2 separate regions of the Homo sapiens genome follow, and region 2 is linked to region 1. The links are chromatin contacts, found by Hi-C or POLR2A ChIA-PET in ENCODE. All regions are on one chromosome and are shown on one strand. The core of a region is the stretch at or near the end of the contact, and the rest is flanking DNA. Distances in the headings are between cores, read along the strand shown.

The links. Hi-C counts contacts between places; a loop is a spot of excess contacts on that map. ChIA-PET counts read pairs that join two places held with the same protein, here RNA polymerase II (POLR2A). Pooled maps may share reads with other maps.
Region 2: a loop to region 1 is called in a map of psoas muscle, with 4 times the contacts of the local background. The contact joins two enhancer-like sites. A Hi-C loop is called at or near these places in 2 of 168 maps with a recorded cell type or tissue (gastrocnemius medialis and psoas muscle) and 2 of 50 pooled maps. POLR2A ChIA-PET finds 5 or more read pairs at or near these places in 1 of 52 experiments (OCI-LY7).

What each region holds. Positions count from the first base shown.
Region 1 is chr1:118,293,197-118,298,382 of GRCh38, forward strand. No RefSeq gene overlaps it. Among named protein-coding and RNA genes, the nearest start is that of SPAG17, 110 kb to the left of the region's middle. Within about 2 kb of position 2,160, at least 3 of the 41 ENCODE cell types and tissues checked have a DNase peak (open chromatin) inside an H3K27ac peak, as active enhancers do; they include gastrocnemius medialis and psoas muscle, where a contact is called at or near this core.
Region 2 is chr1:118,946,787-118,952,305 of GRCh38, forward strand. All of the region lies in intron 1 of TBX15 (T-box transcription factor 15), which reads right to left. Among named protein-coding and RNA genes, the nearest start is that of TBX15, 39 kb to the right of the region's middle. Within about 2 kb of position 2,850, at least 2 of the 41 ENCODE cell types and tissues checked have a DNase peak (open chromatin) inside an H3K27ac peak, as active enhancers do; they include gastrocnemius medialis and psoas muscle, where a contact is called at or near this core.

The sequences.
Region 1 (5,186 bases), core at 910-3,409:
GTCTGTCTCATTCCCTCTGTCCTCCTCGTACATGAGTGTGTCAGAGTGAGTTTCGGGATTGCTTTTAAATTTTAAATTAAAGACTATCAGAATCCAGAGACTATCCAAATTCCTATGGTCTCTCAGAATTTCACAAAAACATTCAGACAAAGGGTGATTCCACAGAGAAATCATACACCTCAGTTTGAAATTGCCACTTGGGAGGAATGGGACACCAGGTCTTTGGAAACGGGCTTAGGGCCCATCAAGGGAGATATTGTGTGCCGAAGCTTTCTTCTGGAACTCACTGGGGTCCCCTTTTTCTGCAATCCAAGCTAAGTCCTCACAGCATGTTGGGCTAGTCTAATTCAGGGCTGTATTAGTCAGAGTTCCCTAGAGGAGCAGAACTGAAAGGATATATATATATATATTCTTTATACATATATACACATATTCTTTATATATATATATATATATGAGTTTAATAAGTATGAACTTACATGATCACAGGGTCCCACAATAGGCTGTCTGCAAGCTTGAGGAGCAAGGAGAGCCAGTCTGAGTCTCAAAACTGAGGAACTTGGAGTCTGCTGTTTGAGGGCAGGAAGCATCCAGCATGGGAGCAAGATGTAGGCTGGAAGGCTAGGTCAGTCTGGCCTTTTCACGGTTTTCTGCATACTTTATATTCGCTGGCAGCTGATTAGATTGTGCCCACCATATTAAGGGTGGGTCTGTCTTCCCCAGTCCACTGACTCAAATGTTAATCTCCTTTGGCAACACCCTCACAGACACACCCAGGATCGATACTTTGTATCCTTCAATCCAATCAAGTTGGCACTCAGTATTAACTGTCACAGTGACTATGACCTTTGTCACAGAAGATGACTAGAAAAATAGCCACGAGTTGACCTTGATACTAAGAGCAGCACTGATTTGGACATGGAATCTGACTTAGCTCATGAGGACTCATTTTAGCCACGAGTCATAAAGAAGTCCCAGTTCAAGATACATAGTCCTTGAAGACAGCACTCAAGGATTTAGGCACACTAAATGTCTGAGCCCCAGTCTAATTCCAGGGGCAGTGACAGGATGACGCTGCCCAACTTGAGATTTTGTCAAGATTTCAAACACACAGTTTGTTGTTAAGGTTCTAATTATATAAAAAACTCCATATTAACATAAGGCTCACGGTTAATTGGCAGGGCTTCAAAAACATTAACTATTTCCTAATTATAGCAGTAATTCTTTCCCTTTCTCTTTTTTTCTCATTCTTCTTTTTAAATAATAATTATCACATATATTGGGTGCTTAGTATTTGCAACACGTTAAAACAAGAGCTAAGACTACATTCTGTCATGTAATTCTCATAACTGCTCTATGGCATCGATATTATTTCATGGATTTTGGAGATGGGGAAACTGAGGTTTAAAGAAGGATAATTAACACGTTTATCACAAATGGACACAAAAATAGTCACACACATGGAAAGTGTTAGAACTGGAACTTAGACCCATTTTGTTGAAACAACTCAAGTCTGTGGTGTTAATGTCTGTGGTTCTGCAATTAAAATACACATTCTGATTGTGTTGTTTGTGTTGTTCCAGATGCCTTCTCCACTAGAAGATGGGGCCAGATTTCCTAGTTCTTTATTTGCTGATAGCACTAAACAAAGTGTGTAGCATGTTATGGGACATCAATAAATACTTGGCTCAGTGGCACACAATCAACTAGAGAAGGCCTGGTCTAAATTCAGCCCAGCAACACAAATTGCAGGATTTTGCATCACTCTGCCTCTCATCTTATTAGGACAGGTCTTGTGGCTGTCCTAGGCCTGAGCACCCGTAACAGAGCTCTCCTTGTCATTGTGACAATAGAAAGTAAGGGAAGGGAAAGTCATAAATTAGGCCAATGGAGGGAGGCAGAGGAAAATAGATACAGACTGATGACAAGATTAATATGCAGTTGACGGGGAGTGCTTTCACACCAGAGCGCCAGCAAATAAACACAATTCAGAAAGCTCATCCCTGCCTTACCAGAGAAGGCAGATTCCTGAGCCAAAAAAAAAGTGAATGAGCAAGAGAAAGAAAAATAGAGGCCTGTGTGTGCATGGGGCCTTGTTTGCCAGGAATTCCTCCAGCAGGATCAGATAGCTGGGGGATGACACAAGCAGCAGGCTCTGCAGAGTTATACATTTTCTGACCCAAAACAGGGACAGGAGAAGCAGGCACAGGCACTGCAGGGAAGGTGGGCTCCGAGGATACTGAGTGAAGGCTGAGATCAGTGCCTTCCCCGGGCATAAGCATAGCCTCCCTGTGCCACCAGCAAAGGCGGGTGTCATTTTCTGAGAGGAGTCAGCAGACCTGCCTGGCCCTTTTGGCTGGACTTCTGATGGGCTCTCCCACTCCTTGCTGTAATGAATGAGACCTCAGCAGGCTTCAGTTGAATACTTCATAGATGGGAATTGATTCTTCTTCTTTTTTTTTTTATTTGTTTGAACTATAATATTGCCATTTTTGTAAGTAAGAAGTGGCCAAATATTATCAATTTCATATGGTTTAAGATGATAGTAAGGGCAGAGATTGTTTTCAAACTCAGGAATTGATTCCAAAATTGTGACTCTCACTATGCTACACTGTTTCACCAGTGACTTCCCATTAACCTGAGCATAAATTTAGACTTTGACCTGGGCCTACAAGAATATTCATGGTCTGATCTTTGCTTACCTGGTACCTTCTCTCTCCACAGCAACACCAAATTTCTTCTGGCTATTCAATGATTACTTTGGTTTACTGATCTTTGATGATACGTTTTCCTCTTCCTGAAATACTACACTTGCTTCTCTTTTCCTGGATGTTATCATTCCATCCTTCAGGGATTAGCCATCATAGCACTTATATTAGATTGGAAACTGCCCAAAGTGAGAAAATGTTGGTCACCTGCCTTATTTCTTAGTGACTAGATGAATGCCTGGCACATAAAAAGATGGATGAATGAATGGATGAATGAATGAATTACATGAGCCAATGCCACCTTCCCTCCCACAACACACAGTCATTCTATGCCTACCTTGCCACTCCAAATTAAACAATTCTCTGTTATGACATAGATGTCCAGTTTCAGAACAATCTGTTGAACTTTGGCTACAGCTGTGCTGCAGAGCTTGGTGATATACATTGAATATAAAGCAAGAACACAAATTTAAAAATTCAAGAACATTCTCACATACCCTGAAGAACTAGTTCAGCTCTTGGTTTTCAATAATGCAAGCTTCTTATTTTTGCCCTTTTTTTCTCTTGTTGGGGCCTGGTTTTTATTGGAAGAATTTTCCAGAAGTATCACTAATGTAAACAAATAAAGACTTTTGGAGGCAGTTATCAGAACAGTTACAGATTCAAACGTGGTTATAAATGTTGGAACTGTTATTGCTGGTGACTGAAGAAGCTCAAATTGTTTTATTAGCTTTACTTAGTTGGATTTATACCACATTTTTTCTGTGAAGAGAAAGTTATGGAAGAAAATGGCTTTTTAGCAGCTAATCATTTCTAAGGATCACATTTGCCACCTCCTTTTTCTACTGAAGCATGTTGACGTAGGTCTGTTCTGCACAGACAGATTTTGTAAACCACATGTGCTGTATAATCATTCATTGGAACTGGGCAAAGGAGGTGTTAATAAGTTCTGTGACAGTAGAAGCCCTTGGTCAGATGCTGGGTATTATCTGTCACGGATGCTGGGATGGGCACTCCTGGACTAAAACACGTCTAAGAGATCTTCCAAAACTGGGATTTTCTGATTCTATAATAATAAACTCTGGACCCACCCATATTTGTTGTTGGCTTAGTGTATAATGTAGCATATACATTCTAAACAGTATATAAGTATGATTCTATTTAAAGGTAGAATTATACTTATGCTGTTTAGAATATGCATATATATATTCTTCATTATATATACACATACACATTTAAATAGAATCATACTTATATGCTGTTTATAAATTATTTTAATCACCACAATCTATTATAAATGTATTTCCATGCCAATCTATTTTTTTCCAGAACTTTTTTTTTAAATGAGTTTACAGTATTGTATTTCAATGTATTCTTTAACTAGTACCCTAATTTTTTTCTTTTTTTTTTCAGACAGGGTCTCACTCTGTCACCCAGGCTGGAGTGCATTAGTGCGATCAAAGCTCACTGCAGCCTTAAACTCCTGGGCTCCAGCGATCCTCCTACCTCAGCCTCCCAAGTAGCTGGGACCACAGTCACATGCCACAACACCGGGCTAATTTTTGAATGTTTTGTAGAGATGGGGTTTCACTATGTTGCCCAGGCTGGTCTCAAACTCCTGAGCTCAAACAATCTGACTGCCTTGGCTTCCCAAAGTACTGGGATTACAGATGTGATACACCATGCCTTGCCAGTACCTTGATTTTTAACAGTGGGATTTTCCCCCTTGATTTTTAATATAAACAGCATCAATGGATGACTCTACCTAAACTTTTGTGAATATTCTCACTTTATTTAGATAAATTGCTGAGTCAAGGGGTATCACATTATTCAGGATTTTTGATGACTATTGGGACATTGCCTTTTAGAAAGATTGTATGATTTATATCTTACCAGTAGTTATGTTATGACTTTGAGAGTCCTCTCTGGATCACAGCTTTCTGGTGGCATAAATTGCTACCCAAGAAATTCTGGGAGGTTGGGGTTTCCTATGTTAAACCCTCTCTGGGACATCTCCTGCTCCCACAGTGGAAGAGAATTAAGGAAAGGCAGAAATATACTTATTAAATGCATGGACTTTGGATCAATTCTTTGTGCGAACTGAACCAAATTCTAACTCCACAATCTATTAATTCAGAAACCCCAGGCAAGTTACTTAAACTCTTCAAACTGGTTTTCTCATCTGTAAAAATACCGAATCTACCTCAATGGGTTTATTTTTTGCTGTTGTCATTTGTCTGTGTGCGTGGTTTTGTGTGTGCGTGAAGATGATTTATAGGAAGGGCTTAACATGGCACAGAACACAGAGTAACTGCCTTTTAACCACTAGCCAATATTTTTACTGTACTATTCTAGTTATTTATTTCTAGCAACAACTCTTTTTCTTAACTGTAAATGGAAGCAATAGCTGGAGCAAGAAGGGAGAAGGGAAAAAAGGTAACCAAGAACTTGGGCTGTTCCCGAAAAGAGTTTTTAGGG
Region 2 (5,519 bases), core at 1,600-4,099, 650 kb after region 1:
ATAATCCATATTCACCTACTTACTTGGGGAAAGTAGATGAATTATAAATTATTTTTGAGTGAATGAAAACGTGGCTTTTCCTTTGGTCTTGCTGCTTTTACTCTGGTTCTCTTTTCCCCTATCTCCCAGGAAAACATTAGTGGCACAGGAACCCCAAGCTTACCAGGTTCTTTCTCCTTATGTGTGCCAAAAGTCTGCACAGCAAGTCTGCTGTTGCGGGACTTGCAGTCCAATCCCCTCACTGGGGATGTGCTCTTAGGCAGTGGTCCCTGTATCTCAGAAGAAATCCCTCCACCTCATGTCCTCTAAGGCAATGTCTGCATCTGGCACTGGGGTTGAGAGGCAGCTCCACAGGGAAAGCTGGACACAGTGAGTAAGTGAGGCTGCCCCAGGTAGGCCTGCCAAGGCTTTCCTAAAGGCCATGGCAATGGAGCCTGCCCATGAGAAGAACATTTTGGTGAGCTCAGTTTGTCTGCTACCAAGAACCTCCTGGTCCTCCCAGCTAAACATCTATTTTTACCACACTGTGACACTGAAGACTCTGCTGTCATTAAAGTGAATAATAAATACAGTCAACTGCATTATTTGTCATTTTATGGTGAAAGGAACTCTGGATTCAGAATCAGAAGGTAGGAGTGTTAGTCCTGGTTTGGAATCAGAAAGCAAGAGTGTGAGTCCTGATTCTGACTCTACCTAGAGATATGATCTTGAGGAGCCATTTAACCCTGTGGTGCCTCAGTTGACACATCTGTGAGAAGTGGAGAAGGAATCCTACTGCTTACGCAACTCAATGAGGCACCAGCAAAATAAAACAATGCAGAGGAAAGCACTTTGTAAATTATAAAGTGCCATATAAAAATGTAACTTATCAGCATTACATTTAATCATTCACCCTGCAGAGATTTCTCAATGTGCTCTAAATACCATGCTTAATCCATACTTGCAGTGCCCATTAGAGATGAGGAAACTGAGACTCGGTGAAGCAAAGTGGTGAAGTGAGAAGACCTGCTTGCTGAGAGCCTGGGTTCTCTCCTCAAACTGGTCCATGCCTCCCCCAGCAGCAGTACTTCATTTACTCTTGCTGAGCAACTATTGCCTCATTTTTAAAATGGAGACGTTAACTGCTTGCTCCTATGAGACAAAGATCTAGACAAAATGACCTACCCAGCATCTTGTTCCATGATCTGTGATTCTGCAAAATGCGAGCAAGGTCATGAGTTATCTTGTGGTGGTAGGGAACTAGCAGCCAAGTGTGCTGACCAATGGACCCCATTTGTTCTTTTGGTTTCTGAAGCATAGCATCTGACCATCTCCCCAGTGGTGACTCAGTGAAGAGTCACAGTACAGTCAGGGTCTCTATTATGCTAAGTGCCTTTTCCTATATTCTGATTCTCTGTTAAGAGACATACGTAGCAACTTTTCACTGATCAAGCAAAATAACCCATTTTATAATGGGGGCAGACAGATAACATCTTTAAAAGGTCAGTTTACAGTCCACACCGAGAGATTGGCTCTATCACATATCCTCTTACACAGAGGCCACTAGGCTGCAGGATAATTAGTATGGCCAAATTGCTCTAATTATTTTCAGCAAAAGAAGGCTTTGCTCAATCCAATGGCAAAATGTTCCAGGGACTGGTCCTGTGGGATTCTGAGACCACCAGCAGAGCTGGCCTTCTGCTCCCTCCTAAAACAAAAGCTAGTCCCAAAGAAACCTCAGGTTTTACATAAAGTTGCTCAACTTCTCTAGGGTCCAACCTGCCTGGCTCTTTTCCCCTCTGGGCCTCAGTGCAATTCTTCTCTCAAAGCATACCTCACTTTGCCTTTACCCCACAGAGTCACTGTTGTGGCAGGACTCAATGTTTGCAACTGTTTTTCAACTTCACAAAGAAACACCTAGTAAAAGATCTTGCTATTGATTCTCATTTCTCAAAATGATCTTGTGAAACATGCTGCTTGTTGCCTCAGAGAAAGTGACTTTTCTTCCCTCCAGAAAGACCCTACCATGGTTTGAGTTGTGATTACACATCTGAATTCAGTTTGCACAAGATAAATATTACTAAATTAGAGATAAATATTCTGCTAACTTGGTCCTTAGAAGAAAAAACGCAACATGTTTCTTATCATGCTCCTAAACTGCCTGTGAAAGACCTCTTTCTTGCCATTATTTACAATTTAATTATGAGTCAGTGTGGACCAGGATAAAATATATCCTCTTAGGAAGGGAGAGCAAATGAGTTTCAACATGCATGTCAGCTCTAGCCATTTGAATGTGGCATTTGAGAGCTTGAAATTCAGAAGCATGAGGCCCAATCCAAGCTCATAGGGAAGAGTACCAGATTGATTAGTGATGTGTTTCATGGACACAGGAGTCAGGAATAGCAGCATATGCATTACATATTTATTATCATATTATTTCTAAGGCTTCTACTGGAATGCTGCTGTGCATGAATTGTCACAATATCCCTCTTACATGCTTTCAGGAAATAAAAGCTATTGTGTCATTGTTCATATTTTATGTTATTCTTTCCAAGTGGCCCAGATTTTCCAGAGGCATCTGAGAGGCCACTAATCTCTCCCCTCTAGAAATAAGGTCATCATGTTAGCAAACTTCCTCTGCTCTGACACAGTTGTGGTTTTAATGGAGAACTAATGTCTTCATCAGTATCTGTGCTATTTCACACTTCATTTCCTCCCCAACTCTTGGATGAAAACCATCCAGTCCTGGTGATTTACTTTGTGGGAGTTTCTTTCAAGTTTGTTTCCTTCTCCAAGGATGTCACACAAGCATTTTCAGGGCTCCAGCTGGGGAGCACCCAGCCTTGAAACATCAGCGTGTGATCAAGTCACTCAAGAAACCCAATGTCCTTGGCAGGGACCTGGCCGTGAGGCCTCTTAGCTGAGGCCCTTGAGTCTGAGGATAAGAGAAAGAGCTGCTACTTTTCCTGCCTTTCCATCAGCACTGGTTCAATGGCTTAAGATGGTCCAGATTGCTAGGACCCCGAGAACTGGGAGAAAATGGGAGAAAAATACAAACAATTTGAACCCATGACCCACTATTCAGGTTGTCTCTGGATCTCTCAGTGAGTTTCACAAAAATCTCAAAACAACCTTAAAGAAAGAATAGTTTTAAACTTCTTTTATGTGATCCATAGTTGTAGCCATCATCCAATCCAGATTCTCCAAGACAGTACTTATTTCCCTTCTGTGGTCCCTGAGATACATTTGCATTTAAAATAATCTCCTACTATCTGGCTTGAAAAACCAGCTCCTAGCATGGGCACACAATAAATACCTTGCTTTTAACTTGATAAAATTCTGGCTACATGACACAGCTCAGAGAAGCAAATAGGGAGGATGAAGGAAGAAATTGTAAAAGACTGCTCTTCAGTGGCAGAAGGAACCCCCTCTTCATGGTAATAGTCATATACTCTTAGGGTTTAGGCATATGTGGCTTCTGGAGGAGAGACTTCTCTGCTGCTTTGAGGCCTCTGGCTTCATTGGGACAGGCTCTTGTCTGACTTGTGCTTCACTGAGAAGAGACAAAGACAGGATTGAGGATGCAGAATCCAAGATGAAGCCAGCTCATGCTGAGCCAAGACTCACTGACATAAAGAGGAGCTCTTTCTTCATGCATCCTTGGGGCAGAGGCCACTTGATGTGGTCTCATCTTTGGCCTTAAACATAGTTTAAATGAGGACAAGAGCCATGTTGGACCATTAAAGTATCTCCCAATAGCAGCTGAAAATATACAAGCACCTTCCCTGAGAGCAAACTCCAAGTACAGGGCCAGGCTGCGGCCTTCCCAGAAAAGCCTGTTGAAGTGGTAGTGGACTGAGCTGCCTGACCTCTCATGTGGTTTTGTTGTTGCTGTTCTGTTTCTTAAATGAACATCTGATATTCATACCTTGTCAAGTATGGGCCTTTATTATTCTCTAATAGGAAAGCTTAACTCAGAATGTCAGCTATGTTTCAAAGACCATCACAAAAAAGGAAGAAAAAAACCAGCTTCAGTTCTCAAGCTTGCCAGTATAAAAGCACAATATGCCTCACAGTTCTCATCGAAGGATCAGCTGGGTCAGTCCAAACATCACCATGTCATCTTGGTTCCTTACCAAATGAGGCAGTGGTGCTAAAAGAAAAAAGTCCAACATGCCACTGTGCACTCCGAAAAGACACTGGCATCTACTGCCCCCAAAAGAGCAATGCAGAAGAACAATTTTCATACTGCAACAAATTTAAAGTTTTAAGAAAAGATAGAATCATTACACAATTCAGATGCCATGTAGCTATCTATAAAAAGAATAGGATATTACAGAAAACAAACTACAAACTATGACTACATCTTCAATGTCATAAAATACCTGGCTTGAAATAAATTTCCTTGACAGGAGAAAAAAGATTCCTTTTATCCAGAGACCAGAAATGTTCAAACTCCAACTGTCAAAAGGATAACAAAATCATGAGAAAGGAGTTTACCTCCCAATGTAGAAGACATTTCCCCTAATTGGCTCAGCATTCTAAATTCTTGGGATACACAAGGTAGCAGCTAACATGCAATTCCCAGAATAAGAAGCAACGACAACTCTCTCCTAAGAAATAGAGATAACCTATGCCACCCCTACTTCTCGCAGCTGGAGAAAGTCCAGTGGAGGGGTTTTGAGTAACAATAATAGTCATTGGCTCTGAGCCCAGGGCAGGAGAGGCAGGAGATATGTGGAGACCCAGAACCCTGGTCCTTCCTCTCTTGTTGGCAAGGTCTCCAAATGGTTCCTTAGCTCTTCTTGGCAATTTTTAAAGGTCACCTGCTGCAACCACAGGTGCCTTTTTCTACTTTGCCTCATGCCCTCAGTTGCAACATCTTATTGTTCCTGATTCCAAGTGGCAAAACCTAAAGGTCACCATTAACCTGGGCCAGAATTGCTTCCTGCTCCTATATCTGCCAATTTGCACCACACACTCAAAAGGTCACCAACTTGATGTTAGTGTCCCAGCCCTATCTGGGCCTCACTGCTTCTCCACAGCTACAGCCCCAACAAGGTTATGTCTCTTCCCTGTGCCATCCCTGGGCAAGGGTGGGAGGGCCCTGCTCCTGCCAGTGTTCAAAATCTGAATGTGACTCTCTATCCATGCCTTCAGCTGGCAGGAATGTAGGGCTGCAGTTGAAGTTGATATAAGTACACTTGACCCTAGAACACCAAGGATTTGAACTGTGCAGGTCCACTTATATGTAGATCTTCTTTTGCCTTTGTCACCCCTGAGACAGCAAAACCAACCCCTCCTCTTCCTCCTCCTCTTCAGCTACTCAATGTGAAAACAATAAGGATGAAGGCCTGTGATAATCCACGGCCACTTAATGAACAGTAAATATATTTTCTCTTCCATGAGGTTTTCTTAACATTTTCTTCTCTCTAGCTTACCTTATTGTAAGAATATAGTATATAATACATGTACAAAATATGTATTAACCAGCTATTTATGTTACTGGTAAGGCTTCCAGTCAACAATAGGCTATAGCA